Linked DNA regions of Homo sapiens: region 1 is linked to region 2. Evidence: read pairs that join two places in POLR2A ChIA-PET (ENCODE). Cell type or tissue: CD4-positive, alpha-beta T cell. All regions are shown on one strand. Links, peaks and the distances in the headings refer to the core of each region. The heading gives the core; the rest is flanking DNA. Region 1 has its middle 14 kb from the start of PRDM10. Region 2 overlaps KCNJ1 (potassium inwardly rectifying channel subfamily J member 1).

Region 1 (15,508 bases), core at 4,012-8,011, 1.2 Mb after region 2:
TACTAAAAATAAAATATAAAAACGATCACCTGAGCCTGGGGAGGCGGAGACTGCAGTGAGCCGTAATCACGCCACTGCACTCCAGCCTGGGTGACAGAGTGACACCCTGTCAAAAAATAAAAAGAGAAGAAAAGAAAATTCAGATCTGAGGGGTGCCCTGTAAAGATAATGAAAGTGCAACGATCTTCGGGCAGAAGCTATTCATCATTAAATATTACAATATTCATGACGAGGGCGACACCCTATACTAAGGGTGCAGAAGTTTTCTCTGTAATCATACTGCTTATTGTACATGTAAGAACCCGTAAGTATGAATGTAAAATGTGTGGTAAAGTCTTCTGTCCATTCTTAGCCAATGCTCTACATAAGAGAACCAATACCAACGAAAAAAACTAATGAAATATCTCAAACAGAAGTCATGCCATATTTGACACCAAAGAATTCATACTCATTAAAACCTTATGAATACCTTGGATTTAGGAAAGGCTTTAGCAGGAATTCATATTTCATAGCACATCAGATAATTAAATTTTAGAGTAAAATTCAATTAATATGAGAAAGCCTTAAGCAGAAACCCAAATTTTATGATATTAGAGATTTTTAATAAGGAGATATTTCATCAGTATAATAGAAATTGGGTCCAAAGGCCAGGCGTGGTGGATCACGTCTATAATCCCAACAATTTGGGAGGCAAAGGCAGGCATATCACTTCAGGTCAAGAGTTCAAGATCAGCCTGGCCAACATGGGGAAACCCCATCTCTACTTAAAATACAAATATTAGCCAGGCCTGGTGGCACACACCTGTAATACCAGCTACTCAGGAGGCTGAGGCACAAGAATCACTTAAGCCTGGGAGGTGGGGTTGCAGTGAACAGAGATCGTACCACTACACTCCAGTCTGGGCAACACAGCGAGACCCTGACTCAAAAGAGAAGAACAGGAAGAGAAAGGGGAAGAGGGGGAGGGGGAGGGGGAGAGGGAGAGGGAAAGGGAGAGGAAGAAAGAGAAGGAGAAGGAAAAGGAAGAACTGGGTCCAAAAAGCCATCACAACAAATATAATTAGTGCTAACTTTGTTTTGTTTTGTTTTTTTGAGACGGAGTCTCGCTCGGTTGCCCAGGCTGGAGTGCATTGGCATGATCTCGGCTCACTGCAAGCTCCGCCTCCTGGGTTCACGCCATTCTCCTGCCTCAGCCTCCCAAGTAGCTGGGACTACAGGCGCCCACCACCACGCCTGGCTAACTTTTTTGTATGTTTAGTAGAGATGGGGTTTCACCGTGTTAGCCAGGATGGTCTCGATCTCCTGACCTCGTGATCTGCCTGCCTCGGCCTCCCAAAGTGCGGGGATTACTGGTGTGAGCCACCACGCCCAGCCAATTACTGCTAAACTTTTAAAAGCATTCCAATTGAATGTCAGGAACAAGTGATGGATGCTGTTACCCTACTTCTAATTAACACGGCCCTGAGAGGTTAACCAATGCAAATAAGACAGAGAAAAAGAACACAAGGATTAGGAAAGAAGAAACAAACTTGTAGGTTTCTGAGGATATGATCTGCTAACATATATTATAAAGCTATGATCATTAAAAAAAAAAATTGGTTGGGCGCAGTGGCTCACGCCTGTAATCCCAACACTTGTAATCCCAACACTGCCGAGGAAGGCAGATCATCTGAAGTCAGGAGTTCGAGACCAGCCTGACCAACATGGAGAAACCCGGTCTCTACTAAAAATACAAAGATTACCTGGGCGTGATGGCAGGCGCCTGTAATCCCAGCTACTCGGGAGGCTGAGGCAGGAGAATCGCTTGAACCCAGGAGGCAGAGGTTGCAGTGAGACGAGATCGTGCCATTGCACTCCAGCCTGGGGGACAAGAGCAAGATTTTGTCTCAAAAAAAAAAAATAATTTAAAGCCAAAGTGGAACTCCTGGGAGATGAACCTGCATCAAAGCTGGCTTTCATCAAGGGATTCTGCAGAACACTAACACCTTGAGTTTCTATTTTAAGGATATACAGGGTATAGGTAGGAGACAGTGATAGAGTCTTGGGCCCACTCAAAATATAAAGCCTAAGAGAAGATAATTTCATCAAGTTGAATGATATAATAAGTGTAAGGGTGAATAAAAAGTAAACTGGCCTTAAAGAGAGATCCATCAGAGAAACTTGCTTCTCTCAACCAAGGGCAAAATAAAAACATTTTCAGACAAATGAGAGTTAAAAGAATTGACTACCAAAATATTTTACACTAGAATTAGTACTAAATGAGGCAAAACAAATACAATCACAGGCGGAAGATTTAAAATGCAAGGAGGAATTGTGATTTCATTTTATTATAGAGTAAGTTCTGAGGATGGGTAGTGGTGATGACTGCACAATAATGTAAATAACTAATACCACTGAGTGAGACCTTTAAAATGGTTAAAATACTAAATTTAATGTTGTGTATGTTTTACCAAAATTAACACAATAATTTTTTTTTTTTTTTTTTTTTTTTGCGAGATGGAGTCTCACTGTCTCTCCTAGCCTGGAGTGCAGGGGCGAGATCTCAGCTCACTGCAACCTCTGCCTCCCGGGCTCAAGTGATCCTCCTGCCTCAGCCTCCCAAGTAGCTGGGATTACAGGCACATGCCACCAGGCCAGGCTAATTTTTGTATTTTTTGTAGAGATGGGGTTTCACCATGTTGGCCAGGCTGGTCTCAAACTCCTGACCTCAGGTGGATCTCCCTGCTTCAGCCTCCCAAAGTGCTGGGATTACAGGCATGACCCTACCACGCCCGGCCTAAATTCTTTTTTTTTGAGACAGAGTCTTGTTCTGTTGCCCATGCTGGGGTGCAGTGACATGATCTCGGCTTACTGCAACCTCCGCCTCCTGGGTTCAAGCGATTCTCCTGCCTCAGCCTCCTTAGTAGCTGGGATTACATTACAGGTGCGTGTCACCACATCCGGCTAATTTTTGCATTTTTAGTAGAGATGGGGTTTCATCATGTTGGTCAAGCTGGTCTTGAACTCCTGAGCTCGTGATCTGCCTGCCTCAGCCTCCCAAAGTGCTGGGATTACAGGTGTGAGCCACCGTGCCCAGCCCCAGCCTAAATTCTTTTAAAGATTATTATTATTTTAGGGTGGGTGCAGTGGCTCACGCCAGTAATCCCAACACTTTAGGAGGCGGAGGTGGGAGGATCACTTGAGGCCAGGAGTTTAAGACCAGCCTGGCCAACATGGCGAAACCCCATCTCTGCTACAAATACAAAAAAAATTAGCCAGGTGTGGTGGTGCACACCTGTAGTCCCAGCTGCTTGGGAGGTTGAGGCATGAGAATCACTTCAACCCAGGAGGTGGAGGTTGCAGTGAGCCGAAATCACGCCACTGCACTCCAGCCTGGGTGACAGAATGAGACTCTGTCTTAAAAAAAATTAAAATTAAAAAGGAATTGTAAGGCAGAACATTAGAAAATATGTAGGTAATTCTAAACCAATACTGAATATATAAAACAATAATGTCTACCTGCAGCATTAATGACACGATAAAACTAAGATACTAGACAGAATAGCACACACTTACAGAGGGGGCTGATCAGGGGTAAAGTATTAAAAGTCTTGAAGTATTTGAGAGAAGGGTAAATACTTCATTTTCTATTTTATTAATAATACATGTTTAATTGGGAGACTGGCAAGCAAATAAACAGGCACAACTTCTAATACAGTACAGTAAAAATAGAATTAAAGAGAAAAATTTAAAATGTCAATCCAAAAAAGGCAAGACACGGAAGAGAAAAAAATGTGGAGCAAAAGAACAGCATGTAATTGTAGAAATATCCAGGTGTGGTGGCTCACACTTGTAGTCCCAGCTCCTCCGGAGTCTGAGGCAGAAAGATCACTTGAACCCAGGAGTTCCAGGCCACAGTATCCTGTGATCATACCTGTAAATAGCCACTGTACTCCAGCCTGAGCAACACAGTGAGATCCTGTCTCTAGAACAATTTTTAATATTTAAAAAATTAAACTAAAAGATATATTAGAGGCCAGGCATGGTGGCTCATGCCTGTAATCCTAACACTTTGGGAGGCCAAGGCGGGCAGGTCATTTGAGGTCAGGAGTCCAAGACCAGCCTGGGCAACATGGTGAAACCTCGTCTCTACAAAAAATGCAACAATTAACTGTGCGTGGTGGCACATGCCTGTAGTCCCAGCTACTTAGGAGGCTGAGGTGGGAGAATCACCTGAGCCCAGGAGGTGGAGGATGCAATGAGCCGAAATCGCGCTACTGCACTCTGGTCTGGGTGACAGAAGTGAAACCGGTCTAAAAATAATAATAGAGGCCAGGTGCAGTGGCTCATGCCTGTAATCCCAGCACTTTGGGAGGCCGAGGCAGGTGGATCTCTTGAGGTCAGGAGTTCGAGACCAGCCTGGCCAACATAGTGAAACCCCATCTCTACTAAAATACAAAATAGCCAGGCATGGTGGCATGCACCTGTAATCCCAGCTACTCGGGAGGCTGAGGCAGGAGAATCACTTAAACCCAGGTGGCGGAGGTTGCAGTGAGCCAAAATGGTGCCACTGCACTCCAGCTTGGGTGACAGAGTCTGTCTCAAAAATAATAATAATAATAATAATAATAATAAATCCAGATCATAATACATGTAAAGCAACTAAACAATACAACAAAAAGAAAAAGATAGTCACAAATAATGTATATACAAACACACACACACCTACAAGCTATTTTCAAAAAGACACCTAAAAAATAAAGACACAGGGCACATGTTTTCAGAACCTCCTGGGCAGGTGTCATGGGTAAAAAAAACTTTAAAAAATAAAAATAAAGGAAAAAAAAAAAGACACAGCAAGGGCTGAAAGTCAAAATATAGAAAAAGACACCAGGCAAACACTAACTGAAGGAAAGCTAGAATTACTGTCAGACAAAATAGATCTTAAGACACAAAGCACTGCCAGAGATAAATCGGGCCACTACAGAAAGATAAAAAAGTTTTTAATTCATGAGAAAACATATACACTGTTTTGTACTATTTTTATATAAATTCAGAAACATTTTGGTAAAGAACTTCTGCTTTCAGCCAAGATGGAAAAATGGGACTGTATTTATTCTCTCACCTAAAACAACTAAGAAAAAAAAATCAGACAAAGTATTTAAAATTACAGTGTTTAAGAAAGTGAACATAAGGGAACAAAGGATAGAAACCAAAGAGAGGAGGCCTGCGCCACAGCTAACTAGAGCTCCAGCTAACTAGAGCTGCAGTACGTACTCTTTGCTCTCTGCAGTAAGCTCTAGAAACTCTCGTAAGCTTCCTGCAGAAAATGACACACTGCAGTGCAGGGTGAAAAACCCTGGAGGAGCTTGGCAGTTTCTCTGAATTGAGGAGACATGACTGGGCTTCCAGGGAGACTCAAGTTTGCAGGGCACAGTGTCAGAAGAAAGCTACACAGAGAGAAAGAGAGCTCTGGAGATGTACAGAAGGCCCCCTTGAATATTCAGCAGAGTAGTGATCAAACTACATATAGGGGAACAAAAGTAAGAACCACACCAGGCTTCTCACTGGAAAAAAACAAATAAACAGACCCCTCACCAAAGGAGATATATGCGTGGTGAATAATCACATGAAAAGATGCTGTACATCATCAGTCATTAGGGAAATACAAATTAAAACCACATGCAGGCTGAGCACGGTGGCTCACAGCTGTAATCCCAGCACTTTGGGAGGCCAAAGTGGGTGGATCACGAGGTCAGGAGTTCAAGACCAGCCTGGCCAACATGGCAAAACCTGTCTCTACTAAAAATACAAAATTAGCCAGGCATGGTGGCGGACACCTATAATCCCAGCTACTCAGAAGGCTGAGGCAAGATAATAGCTTGAACCCATGAGGCGGAGGTTGCAGTGAGTTGAGATTGTGCCACTGCACTCCAGCCTGGGCAACAGACTGAGACTTGTCTCACGAAAAAAAAAAAAAAAAACCCACATGCAATATCACTAATAGGTGTGTACCTATTATTAATAGAATGTCCAAAAATAAAAAGACTGACCACATCAAGAAATAACAAAATGTGGAGCAACTGGAACTGTCATAACTGTTAGTGGGAATATAAATGGTATGAGCAATTTGGGAAAAGCTTGGCAGTTTCCTAAAACATTAAACATATACCTATCATATGCCTTGGTCCTTCTACTCCTAGGTATTTACCAAAGAGAAAATGAAAGCATATGTCCATATAAAAATTTGTATATGAGGCTCATGCTTGCTATCCCAATTTTGGAGGCTGAGGCAGGTGGATTCCTTGAGCCCAGGGGTTCAAGACCAGCCTAGGGAACATGGTAAAACCTCATCTCTACAAAGAAATACAAAATTAGCTGGGCATAGCTGTATGCATATGTAGTCCCAGCTACTCAGGAGGCTGAGTTGGGAGGATTGCTTGAGCCCAGGAGGTTGAGGCTGCAATGAGTCATGATTGCACCACTGCACTCCAGCCTAGATGACAGAATAAGACCCTATCTTACAAAAAAAAAAAGCCTTGTATATGAATGTTTATATTTGGTAATAGCCAAAAACTAGATTGTTCATTAACATTTGAACGGGTAAGTATATAGTGATGATATGGTTTGGTTCTATCCCCACCTGAATCTCATCTTGAATTACCACGTGTTGTGGGAGGGACCTGGTGGGAGGTAACTGGATCATGGAGGCAGGTCTTTCCCATGGTGTTCTTGCAATGGTGAGTGGGTCTCACAAGATCTGATGGTATTATAAGGGGGAGTTTCCCTGCACAAGCTCTCTCTCTCTCTCTCCGTCTCTGCACGCTGCCATCCATGTAAGACATGACTTGCTCCTCCTTGCCTTCTGCCATGATTGTGAGGCTTCCCCAGCCACATGGAACTGTTAAGTCCAATTAAACCTCTTTCTTTTGTAAATTGCCCAGTCTCAGGTATGTCTTTATCAGCAGCATGAAAATGGACCAATAGAAGTGGTATATCCATACAATCTAGTACTATTCAGCAATAAAAAGAACTGAACTAGTTATATGTGCAACAACATGATCTCAAAATAATTATCCTAAGTAAAATAAACCAGACTCCCCAAAAGAGTATTTACTGCATGATTCCATTTACATTAAATCCTAGAAAATGCAGACTAATCTGCAGTGATAGGAAGCAGATCAGGGATTGCCTGGGGAGTGAAGAGAGGTTGGCAGGGGAGGGATTGCAAAAGTTCCAAAGGCAACATTTTGAAATTATATGTCAATTATAACTCAATAGTGCTATTAAAATTGCTTTGGAATTTCTGAAAATTATAATAATCAAAGAACATTTTTAAGTTGGCTAAGAATTTGAAAAGGAGAATTTACTTCTCCCTTTGTTTAAAATATGATTAAGATTTATTATGGTCTCTTGGGTTTTTTTAGGTGAATATATAATTTAAAAAAGACTAAAGACAAATACAACAATAAAGCAATAAACATCAAGGCCAGGCATGGTGGCTCACGCCTGTAATCCCAGCACTTTGGGAGGCCAAGGTGGGCAGATCACAAGGTCAGGAGATTGAGAGCATCCTGGCTAACACGGCAAAACCCCACCTCTACTAAAAATACAAAAAATCAGCCGGGCACAGTGGCAGGCACCTGTAGTCCCAGCTACATGGGAGGCTGAGGCAGGAGAATGGCGTGAACCCAGGAGGCAGAGCTTGCAGTGAGCCGAGGTCCCACCACTGCACTCCAACCTTGGTGACAGAGCGAGACTCCATCTCAAAAAAAAATAAAATAAATAAATATACATCTTGTAAGACAATCTAAGATGCTACCTGTACCATCTCTTCTAGGGACAATGGTGACCTTCTTTACCCAAGTTTTGAAGCCGAGAAACTGTAATTGTAAAAACAAACAAACAAAAACTATAATGAAGACAATAGGCATATTTACATACAGCTAAACAAAAACTTTAGCTATACATACCATAAATAAATTCAATAAACAGTACATTAAAATTTTTGCGATAGAACAAAGAGTAATTTCGTTTTGTTTATTTATTTTTTAATTGAGACAAGGTCTCATTCTGCTGTTCAGGCTGGGATGCAGTAGCACAGTCACAGTTCACTGTAGCCTTGACCCCCCAGGCTCAAGCAATCCTCCCATCTCAGCCTCCCAAGTAACTGAGACTACAGGTGCACGCTGCCATGCTTGGCTAATTTTATTATCTTTTATTTTGTAGAGTTTTGCCATATTGCCCAGGCTGTTCTCAAACTCCTGGGCTCAAGTGATCCACCTGTCGTGTCCTCCCAATTGCTGAGATTACAGGCATGAGCCACTGAGCCAGGCCTATTTTTTGTAGAGAGAGGATTTTGCTATGTTGCCCAGGCTGGTCTTGAACTCCTGGGCTCAAGTAATACACCAGTCTTGGCCTCCCAAAATACTGAGATTACAAGCATGAGCCACTGAGCAAGACCAGAGAACAAAGAGGAATTTCTTACAAATTTATAAGAAAAGGCAAACAACCCAATGATAAAATAGACACAGAATATCAAGAAAATTTTAGGGAAAACAAATCCAAATGCCAGAAGCTGTATTAAAAATGCTCAAACTACATATCAGGAATTATGGAAATTAAAGTAACTATTATTATAAATATCACTTTATGTTCATCAGACAGAAAAAGGGTAAAAAGAACAGTAGCACCTATGATTTTGTATTTTCATACAATATTAGTGGTGTTATGAATTGTTCCAGCTTTTTAGGAAGGGAGGTAGTAACATCAATTAAAATTAAATATGTATAAAGGTATACAGTCCACCCTCTGTGTCTGTAGGTTCCCCATCCATGGATTCAACCAAGCAAAGATTTGAAGTATTTGGAAAAAAGCAATTAAAAATAATAATACTACAATTAAAAATAATACAAATAAGAATCAAGTATATAGTGGTGATATGGTTTGGTTGTGTCCCCACCCAAGGCCGGGTGCAGTGGCTCACACCTGTAATCTCAGTCCTTTGGGAGGCCGGGGCTGGCAGATCACCTGAGGTCAGGAGTTTGAGACCAGCCTGGCCAACATGGTGAAACCCCATCTCTACTAAAAATACAAAAATTAGCTGGGCGTAATGGTGCACGCCTGTAATCCCAACTACTCGGGAGGTTGAGGCAAGAGAATTGCTTGAACCCAGGAGGCAGAGGTTGCAATGAGCGGAGATAGTTCCACTGCACTTCAGTCTGGGTGACAGAGCAAGACTCTGTCTCAAAAAAAAAAAAAAAAAGAATCAATACAGTATAACAACCATTTACATAGCATTTACATTGTATTGTTGTTGAGGCTGATGGTCTGAGGCTACTATCCACAGGTGGAATTTCTTCTTCCCGGAAATCTCAGTTCTTCCCTTCCCTTCTGAGGCCCACCCAGATTATCTAAGATATACTCCTTTACTAAAAGTCTTTGATTATAGATTTTCATCACAACAACACCTAGATTAGTCGTCGATGGAATAACCAGTTGACACAAAAAATTGACCATCACTTTTATGTGGTATTGTAATATGTAATCTAGAAAGGATTTAAAGGATATGGCAGGATGTGTGTAGGTTATACGCAAATACTATGCCATTTTATATAAGGGACTTGTGCATCTGTGGATTTTGGTACCCACAGGTGTCCTGGAACCCATCCTCAAGGATACCAAGGGATGACTATGACTATATACATATTATAAGAGATGTTTGTATAATTGTTTAACTCAAAAGTTCTCCATTCTGGGATTCTATCTTGAGGAAAGAAAATAACCAATATAAGGCATTTAATTCAGCGTTTTCCATAATGGCATGAAACTGGAAACAGTCAAAAATTAATGGCATATCTACACCAGAAAATAGTATGCAGCAATTAAAGTGGATGAACAGTAGCTATGTCAGTGGATTTAGAATAATTTCCAACATATATTGCTGAATGAAAAAGGCAAAATGAGAAAAAGTCTGTTACATCAGTCAGGGCTCAATTAAGAAAACAGAAACAGCAGGAGACATCATAAGGGATTTGTTGAAGGAAATTCAATTACACAATTGATCGATTAATCATCGGGTCTAGCTAGGCAAGTCTGAATCCATAGAGCAGGCCACAAGGAAGGGCAGGTGGCACTCTCTGGCATGGGCTGAGGCTGCTACCCGCAGGTGGAATTTCTTCTTCCCAGAAACCTCAGTTCTACTCTTTTTTTTTTTTTTTTTTTTTTTTGAGACGGAATCTCTCGCTCTGTCGCCCAGGCTGGAGTGCAGTGGCGCGATCTCGGCTCACTGCAAGCTCCGCCTCCCAGGTTCACAGCATTCTCCTGCCTCAGCTGGGCTACAGGCAACCGCCACCACGCCTGGCTAATTTTTGTATTTTTAGTAGAGACGGGGTTTCAACGTGTTAGCCAGTATGGTCTTGATCTCCTGACCTGGTGATCCGCCCACCTCGGCCTCCCAAAGTGCCGGGATTACAGGCGTGAGCCACCACGCCCGGCAAACTCAGTTCAACTCTTAACGCCTTTCAACTGATTGGATGAGGCCCAACCAGATTATCTAAGATATTCTCCTTTACTAAAAGTCATTGATTATGGACTTTAATCACAGCAACAGCTAGATTAGTAACTGAGGGAATAATCAAGTTGACACATGAAGTTGACCATCACATGTGTGATATTTCATTTTGTAAAACAAATAATGAAAAAAAAATCTCTGTGTGTGTGTGTGTGTGTGTGTATGCAAATATATAAACATCTGTGAATATACAGTTACCTGGGTATGTGGATTAGGGTGAAGTAGGCAGAGGGGCAGGAGAAGAGGAGCGTGCAAAGCAAAACGAGAAGAAAAAGACCACAATATGAAAAACATAAAATTCAAGATATATAACATGATTGCATTTATGGATTTATATAAAATATTAAATTCATGTGCATATACATATACAGACAATTTTAAAACTAAAATACATACTTTTTAAAAAATGCATACATTTTAGCAAGCAAGATGCAAAAAACTTATTTGATTAAAGAGTGCTTATTCCTTATTAATTTTACAAAATATCCTAGTCAAAGAGAAGTAGAAATGTTCTCAAATACCTATTTTCAAAGATAAACAATATACGTATTAGTTTCCTAGGAACAAACTACCATAAACTGGAAGATTGAAACAACAGACATTCATTCTCTCCCAGCTCTGAAATCTAGAAGGCTGAAATAAGCTATCGGCAAGGCTGTATTCCCTCAGAAGTCTCTGGGAAGGAATTCTTTCTTGCCTCTTCCTAAATTCCTGTGTTCGCCAGCAATCCTTGGAATTCCTTGACTTGCAGTTTCATCACTTCACTTTCTGCTTCTGCCTTCTTCACCTGCCCGTCTTGCCTGAACTGTATTCATTTCCAGATCTCCCTCTCCCTACAAGGACAACAATCATTGTATATAGGGTCCACCCTTATCAAGTATAAACTCATCTTAACTTATTACATCTACAAAGGCCCTATTCCTGAAGAAGGTTGCGTTCACAGGTATGAGGAGGGGGAGGGGGATTAGACCTTGAATATCTTTTTAGGGGGATAAAATTCAACCCTCTACAATATCCTACTTATGATAATCAACTGAAGCATTCCTATAAAAAAATAGATGATAAAAAGAAAAATAGAGCCAAGCATGGTGGCTCACATCTGTAATCTCAGCACTGTGGTAGGCTGAGGCGGGAGGATCACTTGAGTACAGGAGTTCGAGACCAACCTGGGCAACATAGCGAGGGTAACAAACCTCGTCTCTATTTGTTGTTGTTGTTTTTTTTGAAGGAGGTGACAGCTAGGCGCGGTGGCTCACGCCTGTAATCCCAGCACTTTGGGAGGCCGAGGAGGGCAGATCACGAGGTCAGGAGATTGAGACCATCCTGGCTAACACGGGGAAACCCCGTCTCTACTAAAAATACAAACAAATTAGCCGGGCGCAGTGGTGGGCACCTGTAGTCCCAGCTACTCAGGAAGCTGAGGCAGGAGAATGGCATGAACCCGGGAGGCGGAGCTTGCAGTGAGCAGAGATGGTGCCAGTGCACTCCAGCCTGGGCCACAGAGCGAGACTCTGTCTCAAAAAAAAAAAAAAAAAAAAAAGAGGTGACAACGATGCCCCATATATTATTTAACACTGCCTTGAGGCTGAACACAATGGCTCATGCCTGTAATCCCAACACTTTGGGAGGCTAAGGTAGGAAGATTGATTGAGACCCAAGCATTCAAGACCAGCCTGGGCAATGTAGCTGAGAGGTGACAGCGTGCTGGCAGTCCTCAGAGCCCTCGCTCACTCTCGGGGCCTCCTCTGCCTGGGCTCCCACTTTGGCGGCACTTGAGGAGCCCTTCAGCCCGCCGCTGCACTCTGGGAGCCCCTTTCTGGGCTGGCCAAGGCCGGAGCCCGCTCCCTCAGCTTGCGGGGAGGTGTGGAGGGAGAGGCGCAGGCGGGAACCCAGGCTGCGTGCGGCGCTTGCGGGCCAGCGCGAGTTCCGGGTGGGCGTGGGCTGGGCGGACCCCGCGCTCGGAGCAGCCGGCCGGCCCTACCAGCCCTGGGCAGTGAGGGGCTTAGCGCCCGGGCCGGCAGCTGCTGTGCTCAATTTCTCGCCGGGCCTTAGCTGCCTTCCCGCGGGGCAGGGCTGGGGACCTGCAGCCCGCCATGCCTGAGACTCCCCCCACTCCGTGGGCTCCCGTGCGGCCCGAGCTTCCCCGACGAGAGCCGCCCCCTGCTCCACGCGCCCAGTCCCATCGATCACCGAAGGGCTGAGGAGTGAGGGCGCAGGGTGCACAGCCCCGGTGCGGGATCCACTGGGTGAAGCCAGCTGGGCTCCTGAGTCTGGTGGGGACGTGGAGAACCTTTATGTGTAGCTAAGGGATTGTAAATACACCAGTCGGCACTCTGTATCTAGCTCAAGGTTTGTAAACACACAAGTCAACACCCTGTGTCTAGCTCAGGGTTTGTGAGTGCACCAATCGACACTCTGTATCTAGCTACTCTGGTGGGGACTTGGAGAACCTTTGCGTCGACACTCTGTATCTAGCTAATCTGGTGGGGACGTGGAGAACCTTTGTGTCTAGCTCAGGGATTGTAAACGCACCAATCAGCACCCTGTCAAAACAGACCACTGGGCTCTACCAATCAGCAGGACGTGGGTGGGGCCAGATAAGAGAATAAAAGCAGGCTGCCCGAGCCAGCGGTGGCAACCCGCTCGGGTCGCCTTCCACACCGTGGGAGCTTTGTTCTTTCTCTCTTTGCAATAAATTTTGCTGCTGCTCACTCTTTGGGTCCAGACTGCCTGAAGAGCTGTAACACTCACCGTGAAAGTCTGCAGTTTTTCTCCTGAAGCCAGCGAGACCACGAACCAACCGGGAGGAACGAACAACTCCAGACACACCGCCTTAAGAGCTGTAACACTCACCGCGAAAGTCTGCAGCTTCGCTCCTGAGCCAGCAAAACTACGAACCCACCAGAAGGAAGAAACCGCGAACACATCCGAACATCAGAAGGAACAAACTCCGGACACACCGCCTTTAAGAACTGTAATGCTCACCGCGAGGGTCAGCGGCTTGATTCTTGAAGTCAGTGAGACCAAGAACCCACCAATTCCAGACACATAGCTATACCCCACTCTCCACAAAACACTGAAAAATTAGCCAGGGATGGTAACACACACTTGTAGTAGTAGCCACTCTGGAGGCTGAGGCTGGGATTGCTTGAGCCCATGAGTGTGAGACTGCAGTGAGGTGTGGTTATACTACTGCATTCAGCCTGGGCAACAGAGTGAAACCCTGTCTCTGCAAACCAACAGCACTGCCTTGGAAATTCAAACCAATGCAATAAAATATAGAACAAAAATAAGAGATAATTATTAGAAAAGAGAAAACAAAATTATCGTTACTTGCAGAGTATACAGTTAAGTCTACAAGAGTTTGGTGACTAGACACAAAATACAAATTAATAGTTTTCCATAAAGAGTAACAAAAATCACAGGAAATGCCAAAGAAAAATACAAGTTTATGGTGAACCTACTATGCACTTAACTTGATCCTTCAAAAAATGAGATGTGTGAGATGACTCAATTGTTAGAAATGATTTCTGGAATGCCTGAGGTCAAGGCTTCTGCCCCAGACACGCTTGACTGGCTCCACCACTTTGCCTATGGTCTGTTCACTTGCCAAGCCTAGTTTTGATTATCACTACTCCTCACTGACAGCAGGAAACACAACTGAGCAATCTGCGATTGTCTTTCCTCTGATCACACCAGTTGGTCCCAAGGGAGTTCATGGGTCACAGCCCAGCAGCCCCTTTGTGTGCTTTCACCTGTGTTGGATTGCTACCTGTTTGTTGGAGAAGGTTGCTTTCCAGCCTGTTTTAAACCAACAGTGGCCTTTTGCCATCATCTTCCCCCATGTTTATAATTTGGCTTGATGGCTAGCTGAACAATAATAGGGAAAATGACAAAAGAACATAATAGGGATGGAAGAGAAAAACAGTTGTATACTTTGGGCCAGTGGTTTGCTTGCTTTCCTTACAAACAGGAACAGAGAAGTAGTACTGGGAAGGAAAATGGAAAGAGAAAAACAAAAACAAACACAAAACCTTTAGTAGAGTAGGCTAAGAAGATATGAATGATTCGTGTTTTAAATGACAGCTCCCCGAAAACATTATAGAAAATACTTTCTTTTTTTTTTTTTTGAGATGAAGTCTTGCTCTGTTGCCCAAGCTGGAGTGCAGTGGCGTGATCTTGGCTCACTGCAAGCTCCGCCTCCCGGGTTCATGCCATTCTCCTGCCTTAGCCTCCAGAGTAGCTGGGACTACAGGCGACTGCCACCATGCTCGGCTAATTTTTTTTTTTTTTTTGTATTTTTAGTAGAGACGGGGTTTCACTGTGTTAGCCAGGATGGTCTCGATCTCCTGACCTTGTGACCCGCCCGCCTCGGCCTCCCAAAGTGCTGGGATTATAGGCTTGAGCCACAGCGCCCGGCCAGATAGAAAATACTTTCTAAGAATTTTCACTGATGAAACATTCAGACATCTTTTTTGTTGTTTACTTAAAGCTTAATTTTAAAAACGCAATACAGGGCAAAATATTTCTATCTGGAGTAAAACTCTTCTTTCTGTATAGTGTTCTACAACACACAGAGCCTTCCATATACATGGTCCCATTTGATCCAAGTGAGATTGCAAATATCGTGGCTGACCAAATGGTAAACTAGGGAGAATCTTATGATGAATGGGAGAAAGGAAATGGAAAATTTTTTGGAAAACAAAACCCTAAGCCAAATATAGCAAAGATTAAGATCTACAGGAACATTGTTCTGAATATTTATGGGTAATCCATGAATAATCCTCAGAAATAGATATTGCTCATGCAAATCAGATGAAAAGAATTTGGATGGATTTTTCCAGCACATATGGCAATAAAGCCTGTGAGAAGACTAAAAAGACAGTGACATTCTTTGTTGTTGTTGAGATGGAGTCTTGCTCTGTCACCCAGGCTAGAGTGTGGTGGTGCAATCTC
Region 2 (14,082 bases), core at 300-4,299:
TACAGACATAAGTACATATTTACAAGACAAAAGTAAGATCACACCAGGAAGAAACAAGATACCATGTTAATCTCTCCATACAACAGTTATGTAAGAAACAGACTTAAAAGAAGTCTTTATTGTTGGAAGTCTTTATTATTCGGGAAAACCTGGCATTTACTGAAGGTGTTTTTTACATGCACTGGGTTAGCCAATGCTATTGATTTATTTGTTCAGAGTGAGAGGGATTATTCTTAGAGAATGCAATGATACAGGATAAATTCATCCACTAACCAAAACTGTCATTCACATGGCAGACCTATTATTGCACAGATCCTACTTTTTTTAGATAATGGCATTTAATCTAACCACAGACAGAGCCAATATGTATTTTATGAACTCTTAGGTGATTAGAGATTGTCCCTGGTGTCTGGGTTATATAATATGCTCAGTTTTTAGGTTCCTTTCTATTGAAATCAGTAAATCTTAATAGCAAGCAAAGGGCTGCACATTAGCTAATATTTACCAAGGTATTTTTAGTGGCTTGGCAAAACAAGCGGATTACATTACTGCCACTTTTTCTTTAGTGCCTCAGCATTCTTGTTCTATAAACAATCCATTCTCAGAAAATAGACATTTTGTGCACTTCCCAAACACTGATTGTATGCTTGTTCTGTAGGATTTCAAAGACAAATAGAACTCTTCCTGTTCTCAAGGAGTTCATAGTCTAATGGGGAAGTGAACTAAGGAAATCAACCACAACCGAGCATGGTTGGTATAATGCCAAAAAGAATAACTTTTTAAAAAGATCCCCATCAGCTGGGGATCCACCCTTTCTTTGCAAACATACTTCAACTGGCAGAAAACTCATTGCATTTATGTATACATTAATTTATTTATCAATCACTATTCAATGATGATATGTTGATACCCAATGTTGACTGTGTGTGCTGACCATTGTGCTAGACATCAGAGAAGTAATGGACTCAGTCCTTGTTATCATGCAACTCCCATTTCAGCAGAGAGGGTGGTGCAAATGTGTCAATAATCTATGAAATGACCAGTGATGAATGCCAGGATATGAAACAGTGGGAGCACTCTGGGGAGCACCTATTTTGATGAGCAGAACTGTAACCCTGAGGCCAAGCCCTGAAGATGAGTTAGAGTCACATATAGTAGAAACTCTATAAATATTTGCTGAATGATGATAAATACATTAATCAATGAGAATATAAAATCAATGAGCTTACTGTCACTTATATCACATAGTATCTGGTGGCTCCCACTCTAATGGAGATGTCTTGTGTGTGCACTACTAACCACACTACAGGGTAGTCTTCTGTGTGACCCAGGCAGGGGCAACCAAGGAAAGAAAACATGGGGGAGCTGAAAGAAGTTCCAAGTAAGCAAATAATGGAGCATAGAAAGCCTCAGTGAGACACTGGGCTGCAAAGGCAAGCTAGGGCCAACGGACTCTGCACTTGGTGTACCATTTGACAGGTTTTTTTCATAGAACGAAAGGAGAAACTGTTATAAAGAACATTGTTCTAGTTGTGCTTCAGAGAAATCTCATTAAAATTCTAAATAAGTCTGAAGTCTCCTCCATTTAACAGCCCTTCAAATTCTTGAAAGCAAACATATTTTCTTCCTGAATTTCCTTTTCTCCATAAAAATATGTGCTTCATTTTTATGCAACATCTACTTTAATCAGCATGTGCTCATTTTAAGGGAGGGACCAACAGTTTGTGGTCCTTACTGAATCTGATGAACCCAGGTGCAGAAGCTCTTCTTCCACAGACATCCACTTGAGAACAATTCATTCAGAATTTGGGATTTCTTACAGCACTTACCACCCCAGCCTGCTCAGCAGTCAAACAGCCACTATGTCAAAGAGGGGAAAGGGAAAATAGGCATGGCTGTTACCGCTTCTGATTTAGAATTAAAAGTCTATTGTTCCTCTATAGAAATGGAAAAAAAAAAAACACTTATTGCAGTCTGCCTTTCAGCCAAACCTCTCATAGCTCATGCACATCCTTAGGTAACTTTAGGACATTTCTGAGAGTCAGGATTTCAGATTAGAGGTAGGAAATATGAGCTATGTGGCCTGAGAGGAGAAGTCAGATGATTTTCTCTAGTCCCTTTCTAACCGTGATGGAGAAGAAATTCGTTTCTATGAAAAAATTACTGCTTTGTCAACAGTCGATTGAATCTGGAAACATTTCTTGAGGATTTTCCATTGCAATGATTGAATGGGATTATGGGGCAGAGCCCCTTCCTTCTTAATCAATATAATTAAACAAACACATTATTTATTGAGCATCTACTATATACCAGGTGCTATGCTAGGAAACAATGCAAGGTAACAGTCCCTGCTCTCAAGTTGTTCACGAATAAGTAATTCAAGAATTGTAATGTGGCAGGTTTGCTGCCTTGAAATGATTGAGGACACGATGTTAAGGCAGTCCCAAAGAGGAGACCCAGAAGGTTGGGTGGGTGTTGGGCTTGTATTCTTACTCAGCTTTGCTAAGGAAGGAAAACAAGTGCATCTAACTGCTGCTGTGGAGGACTTCCTGTTTTCTATGAAAATCATCTCAAGCTATTGGAGGATCACCACCCTGCTGGATCTGCAAAGGTTCAGAGCCCCGAGAAGCAGTAAACCATCTAGCTCCACAGACTACACTTATCACATCCAGAACCTGTAGTAGACAGAGAGTGGCATTTCCCTTCTGTTCGGTAATGCCAGAGAAGTTATCTCTGATGTCTTTACCACTATCAGGCAGCTCACATGGGAACAGCATGGGCTCTTTTTAGATAGAACTTGGCAAGGCTGGTAGAAACCATCTTTCCTGGCCTCATGGGCATAGAAGAGGGCATCTGAGCTTCAGGACTCTTCCAGGCTAGACTTGGGAATGCACTTCAGGAATACCCTACTTTTTTGTAGGGTGAGCATACTCCTGGGTCCCCACTGCTATGAACCAGAGTGTGTCTGTATCCAGGGTGTGTGTACAGCAAGGGCCTTCCTAGGTGCCTCCCTCCTTCCAGAGAAGAGAGCTTGGGGAAAAAGGGCTGAAGCATCACAAGGTCTGATGGTGTTGGTACTCTCAGGAGGCACACTGTGTTCTGTAGGCGTCTCTGGGCCAGCCATCCAGAGTATCACTTTCTGAATAACTTGTCCTTTTGTGCACAGGGGATCAGGAGAAGATAGGAGATCCTGGCCAGTAATGTTCCCAGAAGAGGTAACAGCTAGGGGCAGCATGGCAGAGTCGACGGGCTTCTAGCTCGGGTTAGCACAGACATTGATTTGAACCCTATCTCTGCCACCCAAGAGTCAGGTGAGCTAAGCAAACCACTGACCTTTGCTGATACAGGTGAGTTTCCTCACCTGTGAAATGGCTATAATATACTCTCAAACATTGTTGTATGATTTAAATGCAATAGCATAGGTAAAGTTCCTAGAAAATAGTAATTATGCAATAAATAGCTACAATTATTATAACTGGTTCCCAAATTTCAAACTAGCATGGCAGTTTAATCAGGGGTCACTGGTCCAGGCCAATCGGGGTCTACCTCCTGGAGCGAAATGGGCCATATTGGAGACTACAGCCAATGGAGGAAAAGGCTTCCGTGAGAGTGATGAAGGTTCTGACAACATATCTGGTCTATCAACTATGCTAGCTTCAGAGCCCATCCTCCCAGTGCGCAACAGAAGATCTGGAAAATACAAACATGTTTTATAAAGGTTTTCTCTATAATCAGGGCAAAAGACTTGTCTTGGAGAGGTGGGAACAGGATAGAGGGAGAGAATTATCCTTGGCAAGGCTGAACAGAGCGACGGTACCGAGGCTTGATGCTGTTCTTCTCTCACCCTAGGATTAGGATTAACTAGGATTGGATCTGTGGAAAAGCAGGCCACTGGAAGGTGACCTCGTACTACCGGCGAGGTCTTGGTTCTCCTGGCACATGAGGCTGGGTCTTGCTCCTGTTAAACACAAGCAATCTCACAAATCATCAGCCTCAGACCAGGCCACTCAGATCATGATGGATTGGGATAAAACAAGGCCACTCTGTAATCATGTCTGAACACCAACAAAACACAAACATTGTCCAAGCCACAAAATGGCCGAATATCCCCCCATCCTGATGAGTGTCTGCTGTTTCTTTCCCCAGAACAGCTTTAGTCTCATGTCAGTCTTCTCACCTAGATAATAAGAATTATCAACATATTTGATCATAGAATCATCACTACTCCCTAACAGCCCCTAATCCAGAGCAAAGCATTGCTTCCTTAAGCCTCCCCCGCCGCATCACCTGAAACATGCCCAGATCCTATGCAAGTCCTTTCCAAAACCCTCTCAGTGAGACGCCCCATGATTGTTTATGGTGCAGTTCTCCATAGCTGCAAAAAGTCCAACTTGCTCAAATACAGGGTACTACTGGTGCTTTCTGACTGGAGGGCACTGACCACTGAAGACCCTAAGAGCACAGGAAATAAGTGTAACTATAACACAACAAAACCACTTTACAAGCCCACTGGTGAGAACCAATTCCATTCCGTGGCTTCCACAAGTCTTACATGCCTATGTGCAATTGGTACATATGTTTGTTTCTGTATGAAGAAGTGAAGAATCAAGGATATAGCCAAGTTAAATAGAAAAAGCCATTAAAATGAGTTAAAAATTTCAAGTTCGGCTTTTGAATTCTATCTAGCTAACTTGTTTCCCAAAGCCATTGGTTATCCTAAGATAACTATACTCTGACCACAAAAACCTATACCTCTTCTTGGCACCTTGATTGGGTCCCAGTGGGAAGCGCTGGAAGCTGTGATGTCCCCACCACTGGGAGCTAGTGAAGCCTGAACCCGGGCAGGGTGTTTGTGAGGTCTTACCAGTCTTTGGTGGCAGCCCACATTTGCTGTAGTCAGAAATCAATGCTTTGGAAGGTGAATGCTTATCCTGTATGTATTTTCTTTTTCATTTCTTTTCTTTTGTTTCTTATTTGTTTATTTATTTTTGAGACAGGGTCTCACTCTGTCATCCAGATTGGAGTGCAGTGGTGCAATCACGGCTCACTGCATCCTCGACCTCCTGGGCTCAAGAGATCCTCCTGCCTCAGCCTCAAAGTACCTGAGACCAGCTGGGCCCAGTGGCTCACGCCTGTAATCCCAGCACTTTGGGAGGCCGAGGTGGGTGGATCACGAGGTCAGGAGATCGAGACCATCCTGGCTAACATGGTGAAACTCCGTCTCTACTAAAAATACAAAAAATTAGCCGGGCGTGGTGGCGGGCGCCTGTAGTTCCAGCTACTCAGGAGGCTGAGGCAGGAGAATGGTGTGAACCCGGGAGGCGGAGCTTGCAGTGAGCCAAGATCGCACCACTGCACTCCAGCCTGGGTGACAGAGCAAGACTCCGTCTCAAAAAAAAAAAAAAAAAAAAAAAGTACCTGAGACCACGGGTGTGCACCACCATGCCCAGCTGATTTTGTTGTTATTATTGTTTTTGCAGAGATGGAGTCTTACTATGTTTCCCAGGCTGGTCTTGAACTCCTGGCCTCAAGCAATCCTCCTCCCTCAGCCTCCCAAAGTGCTGAGATTACGGGTGTGAGCCACCATGCCTGGCCTCTGTATTTCCAATATTGTTTCCTGTTGTTCTTCATAATAGTTTCTTAAGATATTTCAGAAATGCTAGCATGTCTCAGCTGTATGAAGAAAGACCAAAAGAAGCACTTGATCCCTGCCCTGTTCAGAGTTTTAAAGAGAGAGCAGCACATCCTCAGGGGCTGTGAGGAACAGTGACAAGGAGCTGGAGCACCCTAGGGGACAGGAGAAACTCACTGCCACACAATGGGAGCTACTTGGCTATACTAGAGATTTTCTAAGAATTTTTCTCTTCTAAAATTCAGAGTACTGCACTTTAAGGGAAAGTGTTGCTTTATTGGATATAAGTGGATTGAGCCAGGGTTGAGAAGGTAAACCAAGGTAAAAATGGAAGTGCAAGGCACAGATGAATGAAGAAAAAGGCTGGGGCTGATAACAGTCTCCAGAGAGTGTGGAATGGCCATTAAGGCGGCCAGAATGGGCTTCTGTAGTCTGCTGCCCGTTGCTGGAGACACACGCTGCGGCAGTCTCAGTGAACAGCGCCCCCTGGAGCACGATGCCAGCGGTGCCCCTCTGGAGTAGTGGCATTCTGGGCCCCCAAAGGCCTGTAGTGTCATCCGAGGCACGGATACAAAATCTCTTAAAGGTGTTGTTGGATTTAAACTCATGGTAACTCTAGGAGGCTGGGAACTGAGGCTCAGAGAAGTTAAGCAACTTATCCAAGGTCACAAAGCAGAAAGCCCAAAGAGCAAAGATTAGAAGAATCTAGATCTTCCCAACTGACAAGTCTTTGCTTTTAAGCCCTAAAGCATATGTAACACAGTTGGTAAACAATGTAGAGGGAAAGTAAATATTTATTCAGCATCAACTTACTCTGCGCCAGGAATGGTTTTCTATACATTTCCTTGCTTTGTGTGAGTGATCACATGAGAGGGTGAGAGCTAGCAAGGGTCCAAACCTTTTTAGATAGTGAGCATAAAAGGATCAGGAGGGGACAGTTTTCTGGGGTTTTGCAGCATCTACAAAAGCACTACAAGAGGAGGAAGGAGAGAGCTCGATGGAGAGGGCAGCAGGTACCCTGGGTTGGATCTGAGGGTGTGTGTTGGAGGAGAAGACCATAGGCCCTGATGTCATGAGAGGGGCCTGGCAGAGCCAGGCAGAGTTTAGAAATGGTTATGATATCAACAGAATTAAGAAGCAGCCATGAGAGCAGCTGAAGATACACTGTCCAGCATCATACTTTTTTTTGGAAGCTTCTGTGGATTGTCCTGGCATAAGCAAACGGCCTGAGGTTGTGGGAGTGACATTTTACACTTAGGGACATCTGTAGGCCTCTACAGGGTGTTGTTACTTCTTCTATAGGCAGAAGTTTGGTGTGATGACAATGGCTCCTGTGGGAAGAGGAGGCAACACCTCCAACCCCTCCTGCCCGCCCGCCAACCCACCACCTGGTGGATAAGGCAAACCTGCCAGTGACGATGAGCCAGCCCCATACACTCACTGCTCTAGCAGAGGGCAAAGCTCTTGACCTTGGAGTCAGTACTGAGGTCATGTCCAGGAAGCAGACTGGGAATACAAAGGCAAAAAAGGACACATCGGAGGGCCCCCCCGCCTCCAACCATAGAGGCTGGAGCAGGTCGTTTAACCTCTCTGGGCCTACATCACCTGCTATTTCCTCGGCTGGAAACCCTTGGAGCTCTACTCTCCCCCACGCCACACCCACCCCCTTGCCAACTTCTTGACCTCAAGTTAAATGTCATTTCTCAGAAAGACATTTAAATGTCAGTTTCTCAAAGAAGGAAGAAGATCCCCCTCCCCATTTAAATCAAGTTTCCTCTCCTTGCAAAATTTGACTGTATGCTTTCCTTTCATTTGTGGTATGAACAGTAATTTTAACTGATACATTTACTTTTGTGCTGTCTCCTCCACTGCCATGTCCCCAGTCCCTGCCTACCCCAGCACCAGGCAGAGAACAGAGGCTCAACAGGTATCTGTCAAGGAAATAAACAGATATAGGAAGGTGTAAATGACTCAAAGTGCTTGATTTTTGAAAGGGGCTGTGGAGAGAGCAATGCCAGCCTAACACCACTCTCTGATGCTGGTGGTGGGACTCAGTACTTGCAGAACCTGCAAGGGCAAATGACTAGGTCCCACAGCCTTTGCTTAAGAGGCTCTGCATAACCAAATGCTTACCTAGCTTTCTTGTAGCCTGGGGTGTCCAATAGTTGCTTATTGAAAATCAAGCCACTCACCTCTGTCAGAAGAGGTTCAGGAGATGATTTTCAAAACTTCATGTATAAGTAGATCTTGGGGTGACCAGCAAGAGCTGCTTGGTTTGGGATTCCACCTGTGGGGCTCAGAACTTGTCACACTGTCTTTGTCAGGGCCCAGGATGGGGATGAAGGCACAGTAGAGAAGAAACCTGGTAAAATACAACACATATGGCTACTGTCTGGAGACAGAGGACAGGCCCACACAGAAGCCAGGGTGAAACTTCAGTTAGTTTGGACCAGGAACACACAGGACCCTCCACATCAGCAAAGGTAGAAAGGTCAGCTTGGGCTCCAGTGGACTCAACTTTAACCCAAGTTCTCAAACCTCTACCACACACTGAGGCCACATCTCCCTAACTAGCCCATTCTAGTTTCTAGTGAATTTAGGATTGAAAAGTAAATTAACACAATGATCCACAGTCTTTCCTGTTCTCATGGTCTGTTTATTCTTATTACTATTAAAAAGAACACCACTGCCTTGAAAATATCATTGTACACATCTAGATATATAATTCCATATTGAAATCACTGTATACTCTCAAAAGATGTATGTAGACAGAAATTGTGTATGGTGAATCATATTACATATGCATTAGGATATTAGATATTTATAGGAATCCTATAGTGGATTATTTTATAAAGTGAAGAATAATTTTTGCAAATCAAATAATCATTCTTCCACTTGTTTATCCTGTGTGTGTGTTGAGGAGGAGATGGTTGTTCTAAAAACCGGATAAATCTGTAATGAAACTGTTCTTAAGTCTCATATTCAGCCACCCACCTCAAATGGCACTGGAGTTTAATGAAGGAATTCCAGTGTTTATTAAAAAGTTGTAGCTATTATGTGTGCAGAGATCTGTTATTAGTCTGACCCTTCTAGTTCTGTGTGGTTTGGGTTGGTATTAAATCAACTCAGTCTTTCCAGACCAGAAAGGAATGGATTCCATGTGGACGGGAGGCCTGAACATGCTTTACCGAGCGTCTGCAACAAGAATGTACACTTTGTTTTAAAGAAAACATATAGGATGCCCAACCTTGACAATTTATAAAATGGAAAAAATTCAACTAATGTCTTCAGTATGGACACTCGGAGACTAGTATTCATTATGTTGCATGAGGCAAAGAAGGCTGGTGTAGCCCAGCTTCCACAGACACACAAGATCTAAGGCACAGAGCACCACGTGCTTGGGTTTGGAGAGGGATTTGGATGCCTTCTAGGCCCACACCTTAGCGTGTTTGAAGTTTCTCTGTCCCAGTCCCAACAAGTGGCCTATGGGGTAAGATTTAAGAAGTGGGTTTCCAGTGTTTGAATCTGAAATCAGTCACTTACTAGCTCTAACATTGGGTATTCAGTGTGTCAATTTCCTCATCTGAAAAATGGGGGCTTTTATATCTATCTTACAGATGGATGGAAAGAGCTTAGACCACACTTGGACATAGAACGTGATCAAGCTGTTAATACCTTGAGTCATACTACGTGCAACTCCAGTTTCTCCTTCAAGCTCCTGCCATGCATTGAATGAAAGGAGGCAATCTTGTCCCTATCTGTGAGGCCTTTAATCCTGGGCTGCTCTTGCTACTGTGCAGGCTGCAATAGCATCCTGCTTCTCAGAAAGGAGGTGAGAAGAGCCAGGCTCTAGGGGATTAGTGGAAGAGCCAGCATTTCTGTTGACTCCGTTGCTATGCCCACGGGTATCATTGACCCTCAAAGGGTCAATGATTACCAGTTTCGGCTTGGGTTCTGCCAAGCCATCAGAGTTACATTAATGGAGCGGCACGTCATATCACCCACCCTCCCATGTTCAAGTGCTTTCTGGGAAAGCCCTGGAGCCAGAGGGAGCAGAGCCAGCAGCTTCGGTGACCCTTTGTTCCATGCCATAGAGCTGCCCTTCAGCAAATGCTGGAGTCTTCTCACTGGGGCTCTTCTTGCTGGCATTTAGCATGCCCCCATCCTCATTACCGGGCACAGCCCACCCAGGAGCCCTCTCAGAACAGGACACTGCCCGGGAGACTTCCCAGCTGCGTCCTCCAGCAAATGTCTTGAACTGCTCTTGACCAATCCTCGTGTCTGCCTCTGAAACAAGGAAGACAAGCAGGAAGGGGGGCATCCCCCTAGACCTTAGAGCCATGCCAAGGCAGGCAAGCTCAGGGCCCTCACTGAGACCGACCTCTCAGGAGAGGCCGGTGGTACCTACAAAAGGCCTGCTGACGCACTTTCTCTCATTCCTTTCCTTGTTTCTTTTCACTCAGTGGTGTGTATAATGACCTGGAAAAGGTAAAATTAAATTCCACTTTATTTCCACTTATTTGCCATTCTATCAAAATCAAGCCAAATCAAAAGAAGCGTTTCAGTCTCAAAGACGTTCCTTAACCTCTCTGAGCTGCACTTTTCCATACTATATTGATGATTCTAGTGCCTTTGTTGTTATGAGGATTCAGTGAGAAATACACATATCCACGTAAAATGAGTATGTGAATAGCAGGATTATTCATAATAGCCAAAGAGTGGAAGCTTTTGAAACAGTTGATGTCCATCAGCTGATGAATCAATAAATAAAATGTGACATATCCATACAGTGGAATATTATTCAGCTCTAAAAAGGAATAAAGTACTGGTAGATACTACAACATGGATGGACCTGGAAAACATTTGGCCAGTGAAAGAGGCCAGAGATTGTATGATTCCATGTAGATGAGATGTTAGAATAGGCAAATCTACAGAGAAAGAGAGTTAGACTGGTGGCTGCCAGGGGCTGGGGAAGAGGCGGATGGGGAGTGACTGCTAATGGGCACCAGGTTCTTTTGGGGGTGATGAAAATGTTCCGGTATTGATTGTAATGATGGCTGTGCAACTCTGTGAATACACTGAAAACCACCTCTTACACACTTCAAATTAGTGGGTTTTATTTTATGAGAATTATATTGCAATAAAGCTGGGATAGAAAAAACACACATGTAAAGTGCCTGTCACACAGTACAGTCGCGACCGACTTCCCCTCAACTCTCAACCCACTTCCCCATGCCTTTGGGCCCTTGTTGGAACCTCGGCTGAACTCAGCACCTGCCTTCTCTAGCAAGTGGTTACTGTGCTCCTGAAGGCACCACCATCAGAATGATTTTCTCTGCCACAAGAGCTTGGAGTACGGAAAGTATTATTCTGCTCACCCTCACTGCTAAACAGAACCTCTGCTAGTGTGGGAGATGTCTCTTCTCCCAGGGTCTGCAGGAGAAGCTCTTCCCTGCTGCTGCCCAGGTGTGTTTGGGTGAAGCAGTCCAGGCTGGCCCGTGGGCCCTCATACCCACCCACCCACCCATCCACCTGCACCTGGGCTCTGCAGGTCTGAGAACGGTGTTTGGTTACGATCCTGGGTTGGCAGCTCCAGGGTGAAGTCCCTCACACCTCCCAGTGCCAGAGGGCAGGTCTGTGGGATGGGAGGAAACTCACAGGGTCCCTCCTACTGCACCAGCCAAGCAAGAGCTCCTTCTCTCGGCTCTCCTGGGAGCTCGGTTTCTTTTCTCCCTCTTTCTCCTTCTTTCAGCACATCTTTTGTTTGAATGTTTTTGAGCATTTTATTCCTTGCCCATAGCCCTTGTTGTATTCCTGGAGTCAGCAGCGCGGATGTTCCAATTCCCATTTGAGCCAGCCCCTCCAGAGACTCAGCATGACCTCGCAGACAAGCCAGAGGCCCACGGGCCCATTCAAAACCCCGCCTTGCCCCACATTTCCCCCGTGCCACTACTTACCTCTGCTCCCCACCCCACACCACATACACCAAGGAGAGAGAGGGATGGAACGTGACTGGGATGGGGACCTTGCTGCTTTCTTGGGTGACAACAGGGCACAGAGTTGTGTTGAGTCTACATTCAAGGACTCACGGGAGAATGACAGAAACCTCCCACTGTGCATGTCCAGAGGCTGGGCCCTTTCTCAAAGGCAGGGCTGGATGTTCCTTGCGTACTTCCTGAATAAGGGCCACTATCAAGAGCTACAAAGAATGTCCCCAACCACCACCTCTCAACATCCTAATCTGGATTAGCACAAATCGTAATGATCTGTTTGATGACACACCTGCAGGGCCAAACCTAGATCTTCTTAAGTATCATAGATGCACGATGGGTTTGGGGAAAGAAACTGAAGCCCCTGGTGTGCTATGAGTACTAACTCCTATGAAAAGAAACAAGGTGGTCTAGCTGGAGCGCACGTGCAGGCTCCCCACTGAGTCTCTGGCCTTGAAACACGTATCTGGAGTCAGGCTTGAATTCCAGCTCTGCAGCTTACTGGTGCATGACCCAGCAGCTCACCTGGGGATTTTACAGAGCTAATTTCTCAATGTAATCGATTAAGCCTGGAAAACAAACAAAAAATAGTTGCTAAGAAACGTAAGGAGCAGTAAAAACCCTGGAGCTCATTGTGAGCTGTTTACGGTTTTTCTTTCCTTTTCTTTTCTTTTTTGTTGTTTTGGACATACTGTCTTCCTGATTCACTTTTCTTACCCTCCCACATTTCCAATAATTGTACCCATTTTCAGTGATGGGTTTATTCTTTTTCCCCAACATCATTTGAGTCCTGACCTTTCCCACCTTGCCAAGGTCCCCTGAGCTTCACTGGAGCAGATGGAGAAAAGAGGATAGAAGGAAGCCCTCTAGGAATTGTGATGAGATTGACAACTGGGCTTAGTACTAACCAAAATGCTGGCTCCCTGGCACCCAGAGGGTGTGAGGTCCAAGCTGTGATCAGCATTAAGATTGAAGACATTATTGCAAAGAGGCAGCAAATGAGGTTGGCAAAGCAAAGATGGGGCTCCACAGGTGCCTTGAAAATAGTGAGGGGATAGGCTATAAGGCGGTGTAGAGCTGGGCTTAAACGTCACCTCTTCCACTTGTTATCAGAGTGAGTTATTTGGCTTCTCTAAACCTGAACGTTCTCCTCCATGAACATGGAAATAAGGAAATCTGTTTCCCAATGCTGAGATAGGATTAAGTGTGGGAAGGCCCAGTAGAGGATCTGGTATGGGGAAAGCCACAATAAATGCCAGGCTCCTTCCTTGTTTAGCAGGGCTGAGGGGCTCTGATGAAGAGATCAGGACTGGGACAGCCAAAGGCTGAGTTGGCACTTGGGGAAATCAGTTTTAACTCCCAGGTCTGGATTTGGGCAGGCAGCTCTCACCTGCCAGACCCAAGGACGGTACCACTGTGCCTGTGTGAGCTGCAGAGGAAATGCAGGAAGGATGCATAGTCCTGCTCGGGGCTCTTGCCAGGTCTTGGGAAGTCTTCTTTCTCCCTCCCCTCATCCCCTCCTGGAGCCTCTTAAAGAAGGTTCTCCCACCAGAACTTCCGGGCGGGAAAAGACAGCAGGCTCTGAGCTGCTTTCAAGGGGCCTGTCAGAAGCATCTTTGTGTACATGAGGCCCAGAGGGAGAAGACTGTTTATCCGGCTGCTAGGGACAAATTAATGAAGTGGTGAAAGGCTGTGGATCAGAGAGAAAAAGATTGCCCATGGAATGATGAGATTAGGTTAGACGAGAAGGATGCAATTGTGCCAGACCAACTGAATTTCCTCTGAGGTTAGCACGACCAGCCTTCCAGACCCGGAGGCAACCAGGGCACAGGGCTTGGTGATGGATGCCTGGCGTGATCCTTTCTCTGGAAGCTCTTGGCCAGGGTTGCAGGTACCATGGCCACCAGGCTGGGGTGAGAGGTGCATGTGCACCCTCAGAGTGCAGGGCAGAGAGAGGACCGCAGAAGAGGGAGCAGGGGAGGGGCAGCTCCACATGTGATGTACGCTGGGACAGCACATCTGGGCATAGGCATCTTGGACTGAAATTCCTACTCTAAAAAAATGTCCTAGCACCATCTTCTTTTCCTTCTTAGCACTGAATACAACTGATTTCATGTTGGTTTTGTTCAATTCAGATCATCCTCAGCCCTGTCAATGGCACACCCACCCCCGAGTCAAGCAAAACCTTGATTCACCCTTAATTCTTTTCTTCCTCTCACCTCACACGCAATCCATCAGCAAATCTTGTCTGCTCTTTCTACACAATATAGTCAGGACCTGTCTGTCCTCTTCTCTTCATCTCCTCTGCTTGCCAGGCCACCATAATTCCTTGGTTGGGCTACAAAACTCGCCTGCTCCTTGATCTGTCCACCGCCTCTTTCTCCTCATAATAGAGTCCACACCGTCAGAGTGAGGAAGGAGTCCTGAAAATCGGATCATGCTGCTGCCTTGCTGAGACCT

Evidence for each region. ChIA-PET counts read pairs that join two places held together with the same protein. Peaks named below come from ENCODE experiments on the same cell type or tissue, not always from the same donor. Only the 100,000 strongest peaks of a DNase experiment are listed, where the experiment ranks them.
Region 1: POLR2A ChIA-PET joins it to region 2 with 5 read pairs; 2 of 35 experiments call an interaction of 5 or more read pairs at or near these places.

What each region holds. Positions count from the first base shown.
Region 1 is chr11:130,009,251-130,024,758 of GRCh38, forward strand. No RefSeq gene overlaps it. Among named protein-coding and RNA genes, the nearest start is that of PRDM10, 14 kb to the left of the region's middle. RefSeq lists an enhancer at 10,187-10,236 and a silencer at 14,196-14,275. In CD4-positive, alpha-beta T cell, for the core only: no CTCF peak of the experiment used is centred there; no DNase peak of the experiment used is centred there.
Region 2 is chr11:128,842,897-128,856,978 of GRCh38, forward strand. KCNJ1 (potassium inwardly rectifying channel subfamily J member 1) reads right to left here. Exons shown (of 3, transcript NM_153766.3): 2 at 7,825-7,994. Among named protein-coding and RNA genes, the nearest start is that of KCNJ1, 17 kb to the right of the region's middle. RefSeq lists an enhancer at 2,552-2,651. In CD4-positive, alpha-beta T cell, for the core only: no CTCF peak of the experiment used is centred there; no DNase peak of the experiment used is centred there; H3K27ac peaks cover 558 bases.